Linked DNA regions of Homo sapiens: all the other regions are linked to region 3. Evidence: chromatin contacts called from ENCODE Hi-C data. All regions are on one chromosome and are shown on one strand. Each heading gives the region's core, a stretch centred on a gene start or an enhancer-like site at or near the end of the contact. The rest is flanking DNA. Distances are from core to core; before and after follow the strand shown.

Evidence for each region. A loop is a pair of places that touch in the nucleus more often than their neighbours do. Pooled maps may share reads with other maps.
Region 1: a pooled map shows a loop between it and region 3 (7-fold over the local background). The contact joins the promoter of LINC00921 here to the promoter of PAQR4 in region 3. A Hi-C loop is called at or near these places in 6 of 50 pooled maps.
Region 2: a pooled map shows a loop between it and region 3 (4-fold over the local background). The contact joins the promoter of ZNF597 here to the promoter of PAQR4 in region 3. A Hi-C loop is called at or near these places in 3 of 37 single-sample maps with no recorded cell type and 5 of 50 pooled maps.

What each region holds. Positions count from the first base shown.
Region 1 is chr16:3,262,083-3,265,801 of GRCh38, forward strand. It overlaps LINC00921 (long intergenic non-protein coding RNA 921), which reads left to right and starts at 1,686. Exons shown (of 2, transcript NR_033904.1): 1 at 1,686-3,686. RefSeq lists enhancers at 1,747-1,906, 2,347-2,446, 2,597-2,666 and a silencer at 1,927-2,106.
Region 2 is chr16:3,441,836-3,445,240 of GRCh38, forward strand. ZNF597 (zinc finger protein 597) reads right to left here and starts at 1,669. Exons shown (of 4, transcript NM_152457.3): 1 at 1,525-1,669; 2 at 1,286-1,371. The coding sequence starts at 1,318. NAA60 (N-alpha-acetyltransferase 60, NatF catalytic subunit) reads left to right here and starts at 1,845. Exons shown (of 8, transcript NM_001083601.3): 1 at 1,845-2,002. RefSeq lists an enhancer at 1,929-2,078.
Region 3 is chr16:2,967,731-2,971,501 of GRCh38, forward strand. PAQR4 (progestin and adipoQ receptor family member 4) reads left to right here and starts at 1,618. Exons shown (of 3, transcript NM_152341.5): 1 at 1,618-2,110; 2 at 3,427-3,648. The coding sequence starts at 1,945. It overlaps KREMEN2 (kringle containing transmembrane protein 2), which reads left to right. Exons shown (of 9, transcript NM_172229.3): 9 at 80-650. The coding sequence ends at 290. RefSeq lists enhancers at 600-1,589, 1,043-1,122 and silencers at 1,383-1,802, 1,833-2,002, 2,013-2,062, 2,093-2,212, 2,483-2,622.

The sequences.
Region 1 (3,719 bases), core at 436-2,935, 290 kb after region 3:
GGAGTCCCCTATCAAGTAGCAGGGCTCCCAGGACACAGCAAGGACTTGGCTCTTACTCTGAGATGAGGGGACACTGGAAAGTTTGAGCAGAGCAGTGACATAATTGGAGTTACGCTTTAAAAGAAACATTCTGGGCCGGGCGCGGTGGCTCACACATATAATCCAGCACTTTGGGAAGCCAAGGAAGGTGGATCACCTGAGGTCAGAAGTTCGAGATAAGCCTGGCCAACATGGTGAAAGCCCGTCTCTACTGAAAATACAAAAATTTGCTGAGTGTGGTGGTGATGTGCGCGTAGTCCCAGCTACTCTGGAGGCTGAGGTGAATCACCTGAACCTGGGAGGCGGAGGTTGCAGTGACCTGTGATCGCACCACTGTACTCTGGCCTGGGTGAAAGAGTGAGACTGTTTCAAAAAAAGAAAGAAAAGAAAAGAGAACACTCTGGCTTCCATAAGAGACAAGAGATGAGAAAGGTGGAAACAGAGAGGAGAAAGCAATCTATTGTCACAATGCAGGAAAGCGACTGCAGGGCCCTGAACCACTGTGGAGGCAGAAGGGTCAGATTCTGGGTGATTCTGAAAGCAGGGCTGACATGATAAGGGTAGACTGGATACTGGCGGGTGTGAAGATGCATCTAAGATACCTGTTTCTGGCCAGATTTTACAAAGGGCCCTTGTTGCTACCTTAAGGAGTTAGTGTTGAATCCTGCAGCAGCTAAGAGCTTCTGCAGGATCTCCCTCTCAACTTGGACCAACCCACCTGCCGATCCCAGCCCAGATCAATGAGATCTGCTGCCCAGTCCCCTACGCAGATAACACTAATTGTAACTGATCTTTCTGAGGGCACCTCCTGAGCAGCTTGGAAACGGAGGGAGAGGAGAGGAAGCCAGCTTCCCAAAGTGGGGTGTGGCAGGTGGCCTTAACCCTGCTGAAGGGCTGCAGTCATGGGGCTCTGAATAGATCCCCACACCACTCACCAATGAGCTTCATTTGGAAGGCGGTAACGTTAAACAAGAGGGTTTGTAAAAAATAAAGGCCTACACACATAATTTTTTCTGATTATTAAATCTAGGTGGAGAGTACGTGAGTATTCATGTTACTCTCTCAACTTTCTTGTGCTTAAAAATCTTAAAATAAAAACTTTAATACGCTCTGTCCTACCAATATTTATAGGAACCTGACTAGCAGCCAGGCTTTGGACACGCAATCCCCGGCCACCAAAGGGCTGACAGGCTAGTGAAAGGGGCAGAAAAATAACAAAACTGTGTCTGGAAGGCAGCTACTCCCTTTTTTTGTTTGTTTGTTTTTTGAGACGCAGTCTCACTCTGTCGCCCATGCTGGAGTGCAGTGGCGCGATCTTAGCTCACTACATGTGCCTCCGGGGTTCAAGCGATTCTCCTGCCTCAGCCTCCTGAGTAGCTGGGACTACAGGCGCGCGCCACCACGCCCGGCTAATTTTTGTATTTTTTAGTAGAGACAGGGTTTCACCATATTGGTCAGGCTGGTCTCGAACTCCTGACCTCGCGATCCGACCGCCTCGGCCTCCCAAAGTGGTGGGATTACAGGCGTGAGCCACCGCGCCCGGCCCTTTGTTTTCTTACCAACTAAGCAGCAGCACTGACACTGTTTCCTTTGAGGTTCCGTTTGCTGAATCCTGCCCTCTAAGGTGCTCCGCCCTTCCACTCCCCGCCCCGTGCTGCTGTCATTCCCACGCCTCACCCTGTTTTGCAACTTCTTGTTTATGAGCCTGGAAGCCACGAAGTGGTGGGAAATACGAGATTCAAATATCTGGTGGCCGTGTGACGTGAGTAAATTACTCGATTTTTCTCAGTTTCCATTTCCTATCAAATGGGTTGTTCTGGGAATTCGGGGAAGTAACAGTGCCGGGAACCGCGGGAGGAACCGCCAGCTGCGTCCTCGGACGTCCCCAAAGCCCAGGGCGGCGACTGGCACGACTGTCAGGGGCGCGTCTGTTAAGAGGACAGGGGGTCCCGCCCCGGCACAGCCGTCTCCTCCAGGACCCCTCCCGCCGACGCCCCACGGACCCCACGCCCGAGCGGAGACCGGCGCGAGTCCGGGGTCTCCGGTCCGGCAGCCCCTCCCTGGCCCGGCGCCCCAAAGGGAAGCGGCCTGGGGGAGGAGACGTGTGGAAAGAGCGGCAGAAGATAAAGAGGAAGTAGCGGTAGAGAATAAAAAGGAACTGTCCGCAGTGTGCCCGGACGCGGGGAGGCGCTGGGGTCAAGCGAGACCCGACCTGCACGCAATTCCCGCCGGGGTCCCGGCCTGCCTGCGGGAGGGAAAGGACCCAGGGCGGCTTCTGCCAAAAGTGCGGCTTCTGCCGAAAGTGCGTCTTCTGCCGAGGGGCCCACATAAGGCGCGACAGACACTCCAGCCCGACCCCGACGCCCCGCCCTCACGCATGCACATGCGCGGAACACTCCCAGAAACACATCTCCCAGAGCGCCCCGGGAGCACGCGAGCCAATTGGAGGGCGGATTAGCGGGGGCCCACGTCTCCCAGAGGTCTCCGAGTCGCGGCTCTGTTGGTCTGATTGGCAGCCGCAACAGCCTATAGCTGCTTTTCGCCGGAGGGGCCACGCGCCGTTTGCCGGGACTGAGCCGCTGTTGTCGCTGGTATCCCGGGAGCAGCGCCGGCAAGTGGAGTCGTCGTATTCCGGGCGGCCCGCGGCCCACGGGGATGGGACGTCCCGGGGCTGTGCTGACCCCAAAACCCTTCCACACTTTATTAGCCTGTCGCCCTTCTTTCATGTTTACAGCAAATATTTTCCGAGTGCCTAATGTGTCCCACTTACTGTGCCACGTGCGAGGGTGCACGTGTCAGGCAAGATCGCTGTTCCAAGGAGGCTGAGAACAAGTAAATGGTAATTACCAGTTATGACCAAAGCTGTGAAAGGAACAGATACATCAGCCTAACAGCAGCACTGCCGTTTTCTCCCTTATAATCAGCAGAGGCGGGCTAGAGCAAGGATTCTCAAACTCTGCCCCCTCAGAACCCTAGAGTACGGTTGCTGAAACTTCTGTTTTTTCCTTTTGAACAAATCTAGTAACATGCTGTGAGCCAGAGAGGTAATGGTTTGGCTCAAAGAAGGCACATGCATCTGGTTTCTTTCTTCTTTTTTGAGACGGAGTCTCGCTCTGTCGTCCAGGCTGGAGTGCAGTGGCGCCATCTCCGCTCACTGCAAGCTCCGCCTCGCGAGTTCACGCCAGTCTCCTGCCTCAGCCTTCCGAGTAGCTGGGATTACAGGCGCCCGCCACCACGCCCGGCTAATTTTCACGCCCGGCTAATTTTTTGTATTTTTAGTAGAGACGGGGTTTCACCATGTTAGCCAGGATGGTCTCGCTCTCCTGACCTCGTGATCCGCCCGCTTCGGCCTCCCAAAGTGCTGGGATTACAGGCGTGAGCCACCGCGCCCGGCCCAGGTTTCTTATTTCAGGAGCTTCATAGGCATAGACCTCCCTCCTTCCCTCCTACCCCCTCCCCCCTCTCCCAACTAATGCCAGACCGGCCACTACTTTTTAACTGTTTTACATATTTAACCTTCAAGAAAGATTTCCTTTGATCCAAGTGTATTGCAGCCCACAAAAAAGCTTGGAAACCCAGCTAGATGGTCTGTTTTTCTAGTTCCTACATTGGATTTAAGTCCTACCCATCGAGACTACTGTCTTCAGGTAAGCATATCGAGGCTGTATTCACCTTCATGG
Region 2 (3,405 bases), core at 419-2,918, 470 kb after region 3:
CAGATGTGGTGGCATGCGCCTGTAGTCCCAGCTACTTGGGAGGCTGGGCCAGGAGAATCGTTTGAATCCAGGAGGCAGAGATTGCAGTGAGCCGAGATCGCGCCATTGCACTCCAGCCTAGGCGTCGCAGCGAGACTGTCTCAAAAAAAAAAAAAAAAAGAAAAGAAAAGGAGAAAGTTGGGCAGCCCAGGAAGAATCATAAAGAGATAAAGGTTACAGGATTCTCCCAACATCCTTCCCTTTGCTATTTCCTCTCGTCCCCATGACACTCATTGCTAAGCTCACTCCAGCACTTCATCCAGGCCTACCCCACCTTCTCTAACGGTGTGATAAATTAATCACTTGGGATTTATTATTACTCAACGAGTGTGGAGTCTAGAAATGTGCTTAATTTAAAAATTCATTCAAATTGGAGAAGTACCAAATCTGTAATTTTGGGAACCATTCCAGAAAGTCACTTTTAATCCTAGCACTTTGGGGAGCCGAGGTGGGAGGATAGCTGAAGGCCAGGAGTTCCTTGGCAAAGCAGCAAGACTCCATCTCCATAAAGAAGTTTTAGGCCGGGCGCAGTGGCTCACACCTGTAATTCCAGCACTTTGGGAGACCGAGGCGGGCGGATCACAAGGTCAGGAGATTGAGACCATCCTGGCTAACACGGTGAAACCCCGTCTCTACTAAAAATACAAAAAATTAGCAGGGCGTGGCGGCAGGCGCCTGTAGTCCCATCTACTCGGGAGGCTGAGGCAGGAGAATGGCATGAACCCGGGAGGCGGAGCTTGCAGTGAGCCGAGATCGCGCCACTGCACTCCAGCCTGGGCGACAGAGCGAGACTCTGTATCAAAAAAAAAAAAAAAAGAACTTTTAAAAGTAGCCAGACACTGTGGTATGCGCGCCTCTCAGATACTCGAGAGGCTGAGGCGTAAGGATTCCCTGAGTTCCAGACGGAGCTATGATATCAGCACTGCACTCCAGCCAGACAAGCAACACTCCAGCGACAAGGCCAGACCCTATCTCCAAACAAAACAAAACAAACAGATAAGACATTGAGAAACTCTCTCAGAGATTCCTCCACAGGTCCCTGCTCCCAGTTGGTAGTTCTGAAAGAAGGAAGTTGGTAAACCATTATGTGTGTGGTCTTGGAACGAAGAACACTTGGTCAAAGGGCTATTTGGGGCTCAGGAGCACTCCTACCACAACAGGCATGCCCAACTCTCCTCCAAAGGAGGGGGTCAGGCAGAGACCGAAAGCAGCAATAAACTTGGACGAAAAAGGTACCTCGACTCACCTGGGCCTCGGGCGTCGGGGGCATGGACGCCATTTGGCGGGTGGGGAATGCCTTCTTCAAGACGCCACAGGGACTTCGTGACAAAGCTGCGGGGGGAGAGAACAGTTCTTAAAGGGACCAATTCCGCTGCCAAGTTCCTCCACTACCCCTAGCCTCCCTCGATTCCCTCCGAACCCCCCCTTAAAAACCTACGCCGACTGCTCCTCCTCTTGGCCCGGCCTCGAAAGGGGCCCACTTACCGCTCCGCGGTTAATAACAGGCCTCGCGCTCCCTGACAGGAGCTGCAGAAAGCGACGCCCGACCGAGACGCGACGAAGAACGCCACGGCCACTGCAAAACTCCCACGCTCTCATGCTCCTTTACGCAGGAGCTGCGGGAAAAGCCGCCGGAAGCGACCCGCCCTCAGCCCTCTCCGCCATCCTGCCCTTTGATTGGTCGAAGTTCTCCCGAAGGGGAAGTCCTTCTTTTGTGTTGACCAATTGAACACCTTAACCGAGGACCTGTAGCCACTGGGCAGCTGCGAGAGGTAGTTTTCCTCCTTTTCTCTAAGCAACCATTTCCGCTTCCGCTGGCGGGGTCTCCTCCGTGAGCTCCGGGCCTGTTTGCCTGCTGAAGTAGAGTCTTAGGGTGACCCCAGGGGGACGTAATGTTTCCGAGAAGAAGGACAGAAAGAAGACTGGGAGACACCGGAACTCGAAAGAAAATCGGTAACAAAATGTGGGTTCGGCCAACAGTGCCCTGTAGGCCTGAAATTTCGGTCTGGCCAGAGCAAGGTGATTGAGAGGGCGGGGGTTCGGGCCTAGCCTGGGCTTGAGCTGTCCTTTGTGTCTTGAGCGGATGGTGGGGCCGTGGAACATGAAGGAGTATCTTTGTGTACGTTCACAACGTTCACATCGGTGTAGGCCAGGTTGCTGGACTCTGACTCAAAGTGTTATAGAGGCATTACGTATTGTACCCGCAGCTGCAGCCTAAGCGAGCTGCTTCAGCTTCCTAGTCACAGGATCCCACGCGAGAATAGAGCCATAGGTTAGCGTCGCAGGACGTTGTTCGCCCCCGGATACCTCACATGCAGCCTACCCTAGAGCCAGTCATTTCCTATTGTGTGCTGGGGGAGGAGGGAGTGCCCTGGTGTAGGCATTTGGAATTGGAAAATTGAGCTCCTCCCCAAGCTCTGCCACTGATTGGTTGGTAATCTTGGCCAGTTTACAACTTTGCTTTCCTCAGCTGCAAACAGCTCAGAGTGCCTCTCTGGGCTAACTCAGAGGGTAATTTCAAAGATTATAAGATAATGTAAGTGAAAGAAATTGCCAGTTTATAAAGGTGTTTGGGGAAAAAAAAAGACGAAAATGATAGGTACCTTGATAGAAAAGCCTGAAAAGTCTCAACATATTTCCTTATTCCAGTGCCAGGCACATTCCTGTATCTAAAAGCTTAATGAATGGCTGCATGGTTATTAAAACAATATTAGGAGATTTGACAACTTAGGTAATGTGATTTTGTGGAATATCTGATAGGATAGTTTCAGCTACAAGTAACAGAAAACCCACCGAAAGGATGTTCAAAGAGCAGTTACAGGTTGGTTAATTCGGTGGCCCAGTGACAACATCAAGGTCCCAGTGCTTCTCTGCCACCCTAAGCATGTTGGTAACGTTGACAATAGAATCCAGGTAAAATATACAGACATGTATTGTGTCATGTACCCATCCTAAACTAGTTATTACCAAGAATAAATAATTGTTTGGGGCCCATCATGCTTCAGCCCCTGTCACTAGGGGAAGGACCTAGCCTCCCTTGATAATCTACCTGCACAAAATTAGGGCTTTGTTACAAATGAAAAAAAGAGATGTGGAAAATAAGTTAGATAAGAAACTAGCAGTATCTGCCACAAATGATATCTCTTGACAGCTAACTAAGAGCTAGACCTTGTGGGGATGGATCACAAAAGAGGTAGCTGTGAAGTCCCAGTAAAGGTGCTTCCAGGACAGGTGGAAGAATGGTAAGAACAAACTTGCCTACAGGCTAGACCAGTCCAAAGCATATATGTTGAAGAAGAGCTAATAGCCTGTATATGAAGGTGTAAGTAAAGGAGATGTTCATGGTTGAGTCACTGTGGTGTTCAC
Region 3 (3,771 bases), core at 368-2,867:
ATCGCGCGCGGGATCGCAGGTAGAGCAGGACGCTGCAGCGGGATTGGACCGGCTCGGCTGATGTCTGCTCCCTCTCTAGGAGCTGTCTGCTGGCTCCGGGAAAAGGGCCCCCGGCGCTGGGGGCTTCCAGGGGCCCCAGGAGAAGCTGGGCTGTGTGGTACCAACAGCCCCGAGGGGTGGCCTTGCCCTGCTCCCCCGGGGACCCCCAGGCTGAGGGTTCTGCCGCGGGCTACCGGCCTCTGAGTGCCTCCAGCCAGAGCTCCCTGCGCTCGCTCATCTCCGCTCTCTGACTCTGGGCCCCGAGGGTCCGCTGGGCCCGCCGCCGGCGAGATGGACACCTGAGATGCTGTGCTGCGCCCTGCCTCGGCCTTGCGCCTGTGTAGGGGCAGCTCGGCCTCTGGTCGCCTTGGGGAGACCAAAAGTCGGACAGGAAACATCTGGTGCTATTATCTGGGACTTGGCCTGACCGTGGGGGTCCAGATGGTCCAGGCCCTCTCCATGGACCTGTATGTGGGGGTGGTCTCTGGTTTCGGAGGTCTTTGAACCCCTCTGGGGGTGGTCCTGGACTGCCGTCCTCAGTGAGAGGTCACAGGTCAGCAAAAACAGTCAAAAAACCCCCACAGATTTTGAATAAAGGATCTACTTTGGTACGGGCCTCGAAAGTTCTTCCGTGGTGGGAGGAGCATGTTAATGACCATACAAACGCCGAGGGTTGCGTGTGTCCATGCAAATGAAGGGCGTTGCACGCAGACTTTGGTGGAGCTGCCTGGAATGCAGAGAAGGACCTAGAACACAGACAGATGGGTGGGTGGGTGGAGTCCTGTAGAAGGCGGGGGGTGGAAGGGGAGGAGGATCGTGGGCAGCGTTATGCTGAATAAGGGGTGCCTTCCCGGTCCCTGCTCAGGGTGGACGGGGCGGAGGTCGACTTTGCTCCCCTGGCCTCCAATCTGTTTCCTGTCTATCCTCGGTAGGGCCCCGCAAGGGTGCTCCTTGTGGGCGATAACTGGGAGCAAGTTGGGCCGGGCCCACGCTCCGAGAAGCCTAGCGCGAAGGATAGGGCCTCTCCCGACGGCTGCGGGCGCGTGAGGCACGCCTTCAGAGGCCTGGGTACCGTGGAGCGCCTTGCTGCACTCGGGAGTCCAGCCTGCGGAAAGATCACTTTGGAGCGGGGGCGTACCGGATGTAGGCCGGACCCGTCCGGCAGCACCTTGGACAGAGCCCCGTCTGCAGGGTAGGGCTAGGTGGCAGGACTATGCCCCCGAGGGTGGGTGCCCAAAGGTACGGAGACCTGGGTGTCACGCGGAAAGCCCGGATGCACAGTTCTGAGGGACGCGAGGTGCCAGGGTCACTCTAGCGCAGCCCGCAGGACCCAGAACGTTGGGTCGCAAGCCCACAGCCACCCCATGCAAATGAGGCTGGGAGCGCGCACACTATGCTAGGAGGCGAGGCCTGGGCGGCCTCGGGGCGGAGCCTCCCCGCCGGCCACGCCCATTGGCTCTCGCTGCGCCGACGTCAGGAGCCCGGCGCGCGAAACGCTGGCCGGCCGGCGGGAACTAGGAGCCTGGGCGGAGCCTGGCGTCCCCTCCCGCGTCCGGCCGCGCCCGTCCTCCTGGCTGCAGAGAGACTACCGGCCACCGCCGCCGCCGCCGCCGCGAGCTGTCCCTGCGGCGCGTCTGCCTTGGCGGAGCCGACCGCAGTGCGCTCAGGCGTCCGGTGCGTCCCCAGCCTCCGCCCCGGCGCGGGGGCGACGGACTCGCGCGTGCGCAGCGCCGGAGGGGCGCGGGCTGGGACCCCCTAGCCAGCGCGTGCGCCGATCGAGCGCAGGGCGATGGGTGGGCGCCGGGCGCCGGGCGCCAGGCAGTGATGGGCCTTCCCGCGCTGCGGCCCCACTGAGGAGGAGGCTCGGGGACAGCAGGAGCACGGGCTGCCCGCGCGGTGCGGACCATGGCGTTCCTGGCCGGGCCGCGCCTGCTGGACTGGGCCAGCTCGCCGCCGCACCTGCAGTTCAATAAGTTCGTGCTGACCGGGTACCGGCCCGCCAGCAGCGGCTCGGGCTGCCTGCGCAGCCTCTTCTACCTGCACAACGAACTGGGCAACATCTACACGCACGGTGAGCCGCGTCCCGCAACGCGCTTCCCACACCCCCGGCCGCCCTACCTGCGTTGGGCCGGGGGCACTGAGGCCGAGGAGGGCCCCAGCGCCCAAGTCCAGGGCTGCCCCGGCCCTGGCACCGCCAGTAGCCGCGGTGACAAAGCTGCCATTGTCCCGGGCCGCGCTGCCAGCTTCCGTTTTCCCGGCGGGTGGGGGCCGGGTCAGGAGAGGGGAGCAGAGTAGGGTCTGAGCCTGCTTAATCCCTCTGAGCCCCAGGGGTAGGGAGCATGGTGTCCGGCCTCTGTAATCCCAGCGCCCTGGGAACCCCCTCCCGCCAGCACCCAGCCGGGAGATGGTGTTGACTGCGATGAGGAGGGCCCGGGAGGAGCCTCCCAGCGCCGCCGTCCTGACGCCCCCGCCCCAAGCCGCTCTGTCTTGGGGCTCCGCCTGGTGGCGGCTCCTTCTTCCCCCAACAGGCGTCCGGCCCCTCCTCCGCGCCCCGCGGAGCTCTGCTGACACAGCCCTGCCCGTCCTTGAGCTGCCCCAGGCGGGCAAGGGGCCCTGAGCGGCCTGGCCCAGCCTGGGTGCCTTTCCCGAGCTTTTGCCAGGCCACATTCTCACAAGGGTGGGCAGCCTTCGGAGCCCCGTTTGGCCCCTGGGAGGCCAGTACTAGAGGCCGGCAGGGAGGGGTGGAGACCTCCCAGAAAGGGCTAGGCTGGAATCAAACTCCCCAGGGAGAGGTCTGGGGAGATGGGACAAGCCCCTCGAAGCCCCCTTCCCTTCATTCTGGACTTGTCTTCCCCCACCTGGCCTCACCCCTTTATAGAAGATAAAAAGGCCCAGTGCCTCCATTTGTCTGGACACTTATGGAGAGGGGAGGACTTGGGTTGGGAAGAGCAAGCCAAGTGGCCCCGGGCTGGCATCACTGCTCATGTGTCCTCTTCACAACTCAACTTGAGGTTTCGCTGCCTTAGCCTTCTCCTGTGACCTGCTTGTATGGGGAGAGCAGTGTGGGAGTGGGACGGCCTAGGCCTGTCCTCTGCCATTGCTTACCTGCTGGGCTCACCCGGGGCCGGTCACTCAGCCCCTCCAAGTCTGTTTCCTCACCTGCAAAGTGGGGATCATGGTCTCTACTTCCCAGACCATCCTGAGCCATGATAAGTAACCAGTGCCAAAAGCCTTTTGCCCAGGGCCTGTCTCTGGCCAAGGCCAGGCCGCCAACTGGATGACAGCATTACCTGGACCTGTCTTGCCCTGTCCTGTGTTGTGTCTGAACCGTGGTCCCCTTGAGGATGTGACTGAAACTATCTGGTAGATGACTGTCTCCCTCCCTAGGGCTGGCCCTGCTGGGCTTCCTGGTGCTGGTGCCAATGACCATGCCCTGGGGTCAGCTGGGCAAGGATGGCTGGCTGGGAGGCACACATTGCGTGGCCTGCCTTGCACCCCCTGCAGGCTCCGTGCTCTATCACCTCTTTATGTGCCACCAAGGGGGCAGCGCTGTGTACGCCCGGCTCCTCGCCCTGGACATGTGTGGGGTCTGCCTTGTCAACACCCTTGGTGAGTCAGGGCCCAAGGGATGGGAGCTGGAGCCACCGGCGGGAGAGGCATGGGGCACGCATACAAGCCATGGGTAGGGAAGGGCGGGTGGACCCTCACAATGACATGCCCTCTCCTGTTCTC